Regions from separate parts of the Homo sapiens genome. Here region 1 is linked to region 2. A link is a contact called in ENCODE Hi-C or POLR2A ChIA-PET data. All regions are on one chromosome and are shown on one strand. The core of a region is the stretch at or near the end of the contact, and the rest is flanking DNA. Distances in the headings are between cores, read along the strand shown. Region 1 overlaps PTK7 (protein tyrosine kinase 7 (inactive)). Region 2 has its middle 15 kb from the start of MRPS18A.

The links. A loop is a pair of places that touch in the nucleus more often than their neighbours do. ChIA-PET counts read pairs that join two places held with the same protein, here RNA polymerase II (POLR2A).
Region 1: a map of posterior vena cava shows a loop between it and region 2 (7-fold over the local background). The contact joins two enhancer-like sites. A Hi-C loop is called at or near these places in 1 of 168 maps with a recorded cell type or tissue (posterior vena cava). POLR2A ChIA-PET finds 5 or more read pairs at or near these places in 1 of 52 experiments (activated CD8-positive, alpha-beta memory T cell).

The regions. Positions count from the first base shown.
Region 1 is chr6:43,146,870-43,152,008 of GRCh38, forward strand. All of the region lies in intron 17 of PTK7 (protein tyrosine kinase 7 (inactive)), which reads left to right. Among named protein-coding and RNA genes, the nearest start is that of SRF, 22 kb to the right of the region's middle. Within about 2 kb of position 3,647, at least 5 of the 41 ENCODE cell types and tissues checked have a DNase peak (open chromatin) inside an H3K27ac peak, as active enhancers do.
Region 2 is chr6:43,700,196-43,705,278 of GRCh38, forward strand. No RefSeq gene overlaps it. Among named protein-coding and RNA genes, the nearest start is that of MRPS18A, 15 kb to the left of the region's middle. RefSeq lists an enhancer at 2,709-3,694 and a silencer at 2,797-2,896. Within about 2 kb of position 2,761, at least 29 of the 41 ENCODE cell types and tissues checked have a DNase peak (open chromatin) inside an H3K27ac peak, as active enhancers do.

The DNA.
Region 1 (5,139 bases), core at 2,397-4,896, 550 kb before region 2:
TTTGTGGATGAAGACATTGAGGCTTAGGAGGTTGTCTGACCTGTCCCAGGTCATGTAGCCTGGAAGTGGCTTTGCATTGCCATGCTGGCTTCACGGAGAAGAGCTACCCTCGGACCTTGCCTCTGGGCAGGAGCTTGCATTGGAGCAGGACGCCTGCCCACCTGCAATGAGCTCTGAGCTGGAGAAGCAGCAAGCAGTCCTAGTGCAGGGGCCTGCTGGGCTAGCTGTGGGCCTGAGCGTGTTTCTTCAGCTCTGAGTGGAGAAGACTCTTCTGTGAATGGGCTGCCTGGGTTTCCCCCTCTGTGGTTTGCATCTTGTCCTCTCCCTTGGGCTGTAGCTGCCCAGCCTTTCATTCCAGTTTTCCTCCTGCCTTTTGCGCAGAGGTTGTTCTGGGCACAGAGCCCTGGCTGGGGCCCCTGTGGTAGAGCAGACCTTGGTTGAAACAGTGAAGAAGGGAAAGCTTGCCTGCTACCCCCTGCCACCTCAGTCCATACCTTTCCAGTGCCTGGGGCTTGCTGTGGCCCGGCCCCTTCTTCCTTCCCTCAGGTTCTTCTTGCCCACAGCTGCCTCCTCTCCCCTCTGAAATGGATCTACTTCCTTCCATGTGACTGGAGAGTCTGCTTCCAAGCTGGCAGTGAAGTGACCTCATAAACCAAATCAGAGCTCAGGGCAGGGTAGGCAGAAGGCTCTGCCCTTTCTCCCAGGGGACCATTCCTTGCCTGCTAGGCTGTCCCAGGTCACAGACTCTGGAGGCAGAGCAGAAAGGCATGGCTGGCAGATGAATCAGGTGAATGGGACCCTGGCTGCCCCCAATCTCTCTGGGGAAGCAGCTCTGTGCCCTTCAGGCTGGCCCCCTCTTATTACATGTGAATTTACTAAGACCCAGACAGGACAAGTGACCTGGCCACCTGACACCACACCCCTACCTCCTTCCCCATGAAACTGCAGGAACTGTGTATAGTGGCTGTAGAGGAGAAGCCACAGGATGGGACTTGCTACACCAGCTAAGTGAGATTTCAGGACTAAAGAGCTCACAAATTAGGACACTCACAGAGCCAGTGACTCCTCACTGAGCCAGGTGTGGCCCCAGGGGCCCTTGGGAATGCAAAATTAAAACAGACAGGCATCAGCTAGGTGCGGTGGGAGGCTAAGGCAGGAGGATTGCTTCAGCTCAGGAGTTTGAGACCAGCCTGGGCAACATAGTAAGACCCTGTCTCTACAAAAAATAAAAAAAAGTTAACCGGGCGTGGGGGCATGCCTGTAGTCCCAGCTACTTGTGAGGCTGAGGAGGAAGAATCATTGGAGCCCAGGAGGTCGAGGCTGCGGTGAGCCATGATTACACCACTGCACTCCAGCCTGGGCAACAGAGCACGATCCTGTCTCAAAGGGAGGGGAGGGGGGGAAAGGACAGGCATCTTGCCCTTGGGGCACTTATGATCTAGTGAGGAGATTAGGTACATGAGTATGACCTGTGCCTTACAGACTTGAGGTAAAACAGAAAGCAAGTGGGAGGCATTAAGAGATGTTGAAGACACCCATGTCCTGTAGGTGGACAGATGGTTGTGGTTAACAAAGAAGTCTTCCTAGTAGAGAAAACCATTTGAGTTTAGTTCACAAGGACAGGATGTAGTTGAATGGCAGAAAGGGGATGGCTTCAAGAGTCAGGGGAGTCAAGGTGGGATTCTCTGGCTGGGATGAGACATAGGCTGACAGGAAGTCAGTTACCTTTCTCATGTGACCTAAGGGACTCTATTTGACTGCAAGTCATCACCATCTTTGCTAAATATCTTTTTCACACTTTTTTGCCATAGTGTCTTAAATATGATGGGGGAACTTTAATAAGTTGGGTTCTACACTCTCCAAGGACCATACTCTGCGTTACATAGAGAGGATGCTTTTAAAAAAAACAGGCAGGGCTCAGTGGCTCACACCTGTAATCCCAGCACTTTGGGAGGCCGAGGCGGGCAGATCACGAGGTCAGGAGTACGAGACCAGCCTGGCCAACATGGTGAAACCCCGTCTCTACTAAAAATACAAAAATTAGCCAGGTGTGGTGGTAGGTGCCTGTAATCCAAGCTACTCGGGAGGCTGAGGCAGGAGAATCACTTGAACCCGGGAGATGGAGGTTGCAGTGAGCCAAGATCGTGCCATTGCACTCCAGCCTGGGAGACAAGAGCAAGACTTTGTCTCAAAAAAAAAAAAAAAAAAAAAAGAAATGCAGGCCAGGCACAGTGGCTCATACCTGAAATCCCAGCACTTCGGGAGGCTGAGGCGGGAAGATCACTTGAGGCCAGGAGTTTGAGACCAGCCTGGCCAACGTGGGGAAACCCCATCTCTACTAAAAATACAAAAAGTACCTGGGCATGGTGTCACGTGCATATAATTCCAGCTACTCGGGAGGCTGAGGCAGGAGAATCGCTTGAGCCTGGGAGGCAGAGGTTGCAGTGAGCTGAGATCTTGCCACTGCACTCCAGCCTGGGCAACAGGAGTCAAACCCTGTCTCAAAAGAAAAAAAAAAGATTTCTGGACCATGACTCAGAATGAGGGAATTAGAGTATTTGAGAGTGAGGTCTAAAGATGTGAATTTTTCAAACAAGCTCTCCAGCTGATTCCTAAGCTCATTAAAGTTCAAGGAGCCCTGGTGGAGACTAGTAGCTTTGAAATGCTTTTTGATTATAATCCCTTTTAGGAAATGCATTTTAAGCTGGTGCAGCAGTATGTGCCTGTAATCCCAGCTACTTGGAAGGCTGAGGCCAGAGGATCCCTTGGGCCCAGGAGTGAGGCCAGCCTGAGTGACATAGCAAGACCTGCATCACTTAGCAACAACAAAAAAGAAATGCATTTTACTCATGATCTGGTGTGCAGGCTCATATAACTAAAATTAAACTTTCACAATGTTGTGTTTGATGCACTTGATGTTTTCTATCCTGTCCTCTTTTTATTTATTTTTATTTTTTGTAGAAATGGGGGTCTCGCCATGTTGTCCAGGCTGGTCTTGAACTTAAGTATTCTAGGGAGGTGGAGTGGTAGGCAGGGTGTTCCCTGGCCAGCTAGAGTTGGCACCAAAGTGCCATATTGGGTGTGAGTGGGCTGAGGGGAGCCTCAGGAGGATTTTAAGAGAGCAGTGAGTTAGTGACAGAAATCAAAGACATGGGTCCTGGGTGTTGGCATAATGGTAGGTAATGCCTTTTAGAGTAGCTGATAAGATGATATCAGAGAGCTGTAATCTGTGATTGCTTCATGGATCACTTGTGAACTAATGATGTGATGAGAAGCAGGATCAGCTTAGCACACCTGGTGGACCATGCTTTATGCAGTCAGATGCCGTGGCAGGAAACAGAAGGCCTCTTGTGAGATCTCATAGCATCACAGTGGGTTAGCCAGAACATGGGCAAACCCCTGGGGTGTTAAAATTGGAAAGGAAGGAGTGGGTCTGATCTTTACCAAAGAACGGGTCTTTTATAACAGTATTTGAGAATTACTCCAGTGGCTATCTGATGGCATCTTGCCCAGCATAAAGGAAACACCGAATTGGCTTGAGTCTAACAGAATTCCCTTTTACTGCCCTTGCTTTCCGGAAGCACCACCTCTCTGGAAAGATAGCAAGTCAGTTACCATGCCAAGTCCACCTTCTTCTGTTTACCTTGACTAGCAGCAGATTGTTTAACTTGTGAGCCAGATCAGAGAGAGCAGGCCAAGGGGACTCACAAGTCTGATGAGGGCACGTTACCAAAACCTTTGCCTGCCGCTTACAGAGAATCAAGCAAGGTTGGACAATGCCCTGGGATTTTGAAGCCTGAAGTGGAGTTGGCTCTGTTTATGATGGCCACTGAAGCAGCCTGGCCCCTTTACCACCAGTGCACCTGAGGCATTCTGAGGACGGTGCTGCAGGGGTTATTTTAGGGATGTAGACTCAGCTTTTTTTTTTTTTTTTTTTTTTTTTTTTTCCCGAGACAGAGTCTCGCTCTGTCTCTGTCACTCAGGCTGGGTTGCAGTGGCACCATCTCGGCTCACTGCAGCCTCCGCCTCCCAAGTAGCTGGGATCGCTCTTCAAGCGATTCTCCTGCCTTAGCCTCCCGAGTAGCTGGGATTACAGGAGCCCGCCACCACACCCAACTAATTTTTGTATTTTTAGCAGGGATGAGGTTTCACCATATTGGCCAGGCTGGTCTTGAACTCCTGACCTTGTGATCCACCCACCTTGGTCTCCCAGAGTGCTGGGAATATAGGTGTGAGCCACTGTGCCCAGCCAGACTCTGCTTTTTCATGGAAACCCCAGTGTACTTCCCTGTACCCAGAGAAGAGAGGCCCAGTAATCCTGACATGCCATCCACCTGCCTTCTTTTTTTTTTTTTTCTTGAGACCGAGTCTCGCTCTGTCGCCCAAGCTGGAGTGCAGTGGCAGTGATCTCTGCTCACTGCAAGCTCCGCCTCCCGGGTTCACGCCATTCTCCTGCCTCAGCCTCCCGAGTAGCTGGGACCACAGGCGCCCACTACCACGCCCGGCCAATTTTTTTGTATTTTTAGTAGAGGTGGGGTTTCACCGTGTTAGCCAAGATGGTCTCAATCTCCTGTCCTCGTGATCCGCCCGCCTCAGCCTCCCAAAGTGCTGGGATTACAGGCGTGAGGCACCGCGCCCAAGCCCCGTTTTTTTGTTTGTTTTTTGTTTTTTTTTTTTTTCGGAGACGGAGTCTCACTCCGTCGCCAGGCTGGAGTGTGGTGGCGCGATCTCGGCTCACTGCAAGCTCCGCCTCCCGGGTTGACGCCATTATCCTGCCTCAGCCTCCCGAGTAGAGTAGCTGGGACTACAGGCGCCCGCCACCATGCCCGGCTAATTTTTTTGTATTTTTAGTGGAGACGGGGTTTGACCAAGTTGGCCAGGATGGACACAATCTCCTGACCTCGTGATCCGCCCGCCTCGGCCTCCCAAAGTGCTGGGATTACAGGCGTGAGCCACCGCGCCCAGCCCCCCCGCCCCCCGCCTTTTTTTTTATTTGAGGCAGTCTCGCTCTGTCGCCCAGGCTGGAGTGCAGTGGCGGGATCTCGGCTCACTGCAAGCTCCGCCTCCCGGGTTCACGCCATTCACCTGCCTGAACCTCCCGAGTAGCTGGGACTACAGGCACCCACCACAAAGCCCGAC
Region 2 (5,083 bases), core at 1,511-4,010:
GGCAACTGGATTGCTAATTTTGTCTTTTATTTATTTTATTTCTTTCTCCAACTTAAAAATTGTGGCAAAATATGCATAAATTTTACCACCTTAACTTTTTTTTTTTGAGATGGAGTTTCACTCTTGTTGCCTAGGCTGGAGTGCAATGGCACAATCTTGGCTCACTGCAACCTCCGTCTCCCGGGTTCAAGCGATTCTCCTAACTCAGCCTCCCAAGTAGCTGGGATTACAGGCATGCACCACCACGCCTGGCTGATTTTTTGTATTTTTAGTAGAGATGGGGTTTCTCTATGGTGGTCAGGCTGGCCTTGCACTCCCAACATCAGGTGATCTGCCTGCCTTGGCCTCCCAAAGTGCTAGGATTACAGGCATGAGCCACCGCGCCCAGCCCATCTTAACCATTTTTAAATGTATAGCTCTAGTAGTATTAAATACATTCATATGGCTGGGCGCCGTGGCTCACGCCTGTAATCCCAGCACTTTGGGAGGCCAAGGTGGGTGGATCACCTGAGGTCAGGAGTTCCAGACCAGCCTGACCAACATGGTGAAATCCTGTCTCCACTAAAAATACAAAAAATTGGCTGGGTGCAGTAGCTCATGCCTTTAATTCCAGCACTTAGAGAGGCCGAGGCGGGAGGATCGCAAGGTCAAGAGATCGAGACCATCCTGGCCAACACGGTGAAACTGCGTCTCTACTAAAAATACAAAAATTAGCTGGGCGTGGTGGCACGTGCCTGTAATCCCAACTACTCAGGAGGCTGAGGCGGGAGAATTGCTTGAACCCAGGAGGCAGAGGTTGCAGTTAGCCAAGATCGTGCCACTGCACTCCAGCCTGGCAACAGAGCAAGAATCCATCTAAAAAAAAAAAAAATTAGCCGGGCGTGGTGGCGGGTGCCTGTAATCCCAGCTACTCAGGAGGCTGAGGCAGGAGAATTGCTTGAACTGGGAGGCAGAGGTTGCAGCGAGCCGAGATTGCGCCACTGCACTTCAGCCTCGGTGACACAGTGAGACTTCATCTCAAAAAAACAAACAAAACAAAACAAAACAAAAAAAATTCATATTGTTAGGCAACCATCCCCACCTTCTATCTCCAGAATTCTGTTCATCTTATAAAACTGAAACTCTGCATTAATTTACACAAATTCCCCATTCCCTCTTCTTCCCCTTTCCCTGGCACCACGCTTTCACTTTGTCTCTGGATTTGATGACTCTAGGTGCCTCATATAAGGGGAATCACTCAGTATTTGTCTCTTTGTGACTGGTTTATTTCACTTAGCATGATGTCCTCAGGTTCATCCATATTGCAGCAAGTGTCAGAATTCCCTTCCTTTTTTTTTTTTTGTTCTGAGGCAGGGTCTCACTTTGTCCCCCAGGCTGGGTGGAGTGCAGTGACATGATCTTGCTCACTGTAGCCTCCACCTCCCGGTTTCAAGTGATCCCCCTGCCTCAGCCCCCCAAGTAGCTGGGACTACAGACATGTGCCACCATGTCCGTTACTTTTTGTATTTTTTTGTAGAGATGGGGTTTCACCATGTTGCCCAGCCTGGTCTCAAATTCCTGAGCTCAAGTGATCCACCCACCTTGGCCTCCCAAAATGCTGGGATTACAGGTGTGAGCCACTGCGCCTGGCCATTCCCTTCCTTTTTAAGGTTATATTCCATTGCATGTACGAACCACATTTTGCTTATGTGCACTTGGGTTGCTTCTGCCTTTTAGCTGTTGTGAATAAGCTGCTATGAACATAGGTGTACAAACCGGCTTTCATTTTTTTATTATTAAAGCCTATTTTTTATTGATTGCTTATTATGTGCTCAGGACTGTGTAGACTTAATCATTTAATTGTCACAAGTACCTCCTAGGTGGCAACTATTCTCTCCATTTTATGAATGAAGAAATTGAGGCTCTGACAAGCCAAGTAATTTGTCCGAGGTGACGAAAGGGGAGAGCCAGAATGAGCACCTGCTCCTGTTCTTTAACCACCATTTTACTGAATTGTGTTGATGATGGACATGAAGATGAGGTCTTGGGGTATATTGCCTGCAACACCTCCCTCCCCTCTCCAACAGAAAGGGCAGACTCTTCCCCTGACCATCTGCCCAGTGAGATTGGGAGTGAATCCATCCTGCCTGGATGATTCCATCAGCAAGGGCTCTCATTCCTGGCTGCTCATCAGCATCAACCAGGGAATTAAAAGATGATGGCCTGGCCTCTCCCCGGAGTTAAACAGAACAGTTGAATTGAACTCTCTCAGGGCTGGAGCCCAGGCAGCAGCGTTTTTTAAAGGCTCCTTAAATGGTTCTATGTGCAGCCAGGGTTGAGAACCACTGGGCTAGAGGAGAGCGGAGGAAGACTACAGGAGAACTGGTTCCCTGTCCAGCCTCTTTGACTTTCCTTGTGAACTGCTCCACCGCTTTCCCAAGAGTGGCATTTGGCTATGAATGCCCTGAATCCCGTGACTCAGAACCCCTGGAGTGCCTCCCTTCTTTTCCTCCAGAGGTTCTGTTTGGGGTGTGTGAATGTGTGTGTTTGTGTGTGTGTGTGTGTGTGTGTGTGTTTGTGTGTGTGTCCCCTGTGTGACATAGGGCCCGGATGGACCTATCTGGACCAGCCAGACCCTAGAATGAAAACAAGTTGCTGACAGCCCTCAGGCCGCCAGAAATGAATTTCCGTCACCTCCCAATGAGGGGTGAGGGAACTGAGGGGGAGGGCCGGGGTCAGTGCGTCATCAGAGGGTGGGGAGAGGAGGAGGGGAGTACACAGGCCCCACAGGGCGGGGTCAGGGAAATTAGCCTCTGGGCCTGCCCCGGCTCTTTTGCCTGTGACTGTGGCACAACTCCCGTGGTGTTTTGCCCCAAGCCCCACCCATCCTGAGTCTCCCTGAGCTCTGTCTAAATCCAGGGTGGTGTCCAAGCCTGGAGAATTTCCAGGTTGGGCTCTGCCCTAAGGCATCCAGCCTGTGGAGCTGCTTGAATGGGGGCACGTTGGGATGAGGGGGATCAGTTAGCCTGTCCTGGGGATCTTCCTCCAAGCCAGCCTTGAGCCAAGACCTGTAAGATCCATGTGGGCCTAGCAGCCTGCCAGCTCAGTGCCTACAGCAACATGGAGGAAGGGGCTGGGGGTGCAGAAGAAGACCTACCTTGGGCACTGGAGGACAGAGGTTCAGCCACTGCCCTCCTGTGTGCCCCTGTGCAATCACTTCTCTCTGCGCCGTGACATCTCCATGTGCGTTAATTATAAAGGATTAAAGGATTTGGCCCAGATCCCTAGTTCCCAAATTCAGTTGCGCTTTGGAATCTTTCGGGGAGCTTTAAAAACTACCATTGACAATTTCATCCTCCAGAGATGCTGATTTAATTGGTGTAGTTTGTGGCCTGAGCATCAGGAGTTTTAGAAGATCCCCGAGTGAGTCTAATTTAAAGCCACGTTCTAGAAAACTACTTCCTAGCCACAGATACATCATGGCACCCATAGAACATGACAGTATTTGAACAACACACTGTTTCTTAGTCGCTCTGTGCCTCAGTTTCCTCATCTGTACAATGGGGATAATAATGGAACTTGCTTGGTAGGGTTGTTGTGAAGATTATATGAGCTAATGCAGAAAGGCATTGAGAAGAGCACCTGGCAAGTAGTAAAATGCTCAATAAATGTGAGCTGTTTTTATTAATTACCCTCTGGCTCTGCTCCAGATCTGGCCCAACTTCCACCCTCTGTCTTATCTCTCCATGTTCACACACCTCACCAAAGCGACTCAACCTGGTAAACATTTACTAGGGGTCCTCTGTGTGAACCATGCTGTGCCAGGCATTGAAGAAGGGATGTGGTGCATTTGGAATCACCTATGAAGCCGGGGACCCAGAGATGCATAAAACAGGTTTTTGCTCTCAAGACCCACAATCCAGGCCGGAAGAGGCAAGCATGGAAACAGACCTGGCAGAAACACTTCAGGGCTGTTTAATACAGAGGATACTGTCACTCTTTCTGCTTTCTAGGGACATGGCATGGTTCCTCTTGGGGAAATGATTCTTTTGTGGGGAAATCACAGCAATGGGCCCTTTGTGCGAAAAAGGCATGGCTTGACTATGTGAAGATGAAGTCAAGACAGTGATAATTTTGCATAAGATTTGAGGAAGCTGGCATCTATCTCTGAGACAACTGGCCAGAGAGGAGTGGAGATGGGGCCCTCGGAAGAGGGCCAGTGGGTGAGGACTACCATCAAATAAATCTCCAGGCAGAATTAAGCCTCATCTTGATTTTTAAAAAGCATTTTTGTTTGTAGTGGTATATTTTCATATTTTAATTTTTTTTTTTTTTGAGATGGAGTCTCACTCTGTTGCCCAGGCTGGAGTGCAGTGGCATGATCTCGGCTCACTCCAACCTCTGCCTCCCGGGTTCAAGCGATTCTCCTGCTTCAGCCTCCTGAGTAGCTGGGATTACAGGCACGCACCACCACGCCCGGCTAATTTTTGTGTTTTTAGTAGAGGCAGGGTTTCACTATGTTGGTCAGGCTGGTCTCGAACTCCTGACCTCGTGATCCGCCCACCTCGGCCTCCCAAAGTGCTGGGATTACAGGCGTGAGCCACCGCACCCGGCCTTTTAAAATTTTAAGAGTGTGAAAGTATATATAATGAAAAGTCTCCCTCCCCTTCTCCCCTCACCAGATTCTTATGTGGTTTCCCAGAGATATTCTAGGTATACGCAGCAAATGTATATCAACATGTTTTCACTTCCCCCACTCCCACACCCTCCCCCTTTCTTTGGTAAATATGCCATTCACAGTATTCTGCACCTAGCTTTGTATTTACTCAGCATTTGCTTAGCACTGTATTTACTTAGTGAGCATACCATGAGCAGCAAGAGCTTCCTCGTTATTTTTTCTGTTTTTTTTTTGTTTAGTTTTGTTTTGTTTTCTTTTTCTTTTTTTGAGATGGATTCTCGCTCTGTCATCCAGGCTGGAGTACAATGGCATGATCTCAGCTCACTGCAAGCTTTTCCGCCTCCCGGGTTCAAGTAATTCTCCTGCCTCAGCCTCTTGAGTAGCTGGGATTACAGGCACACTACCACCACGCCTGGCTAATTTTTG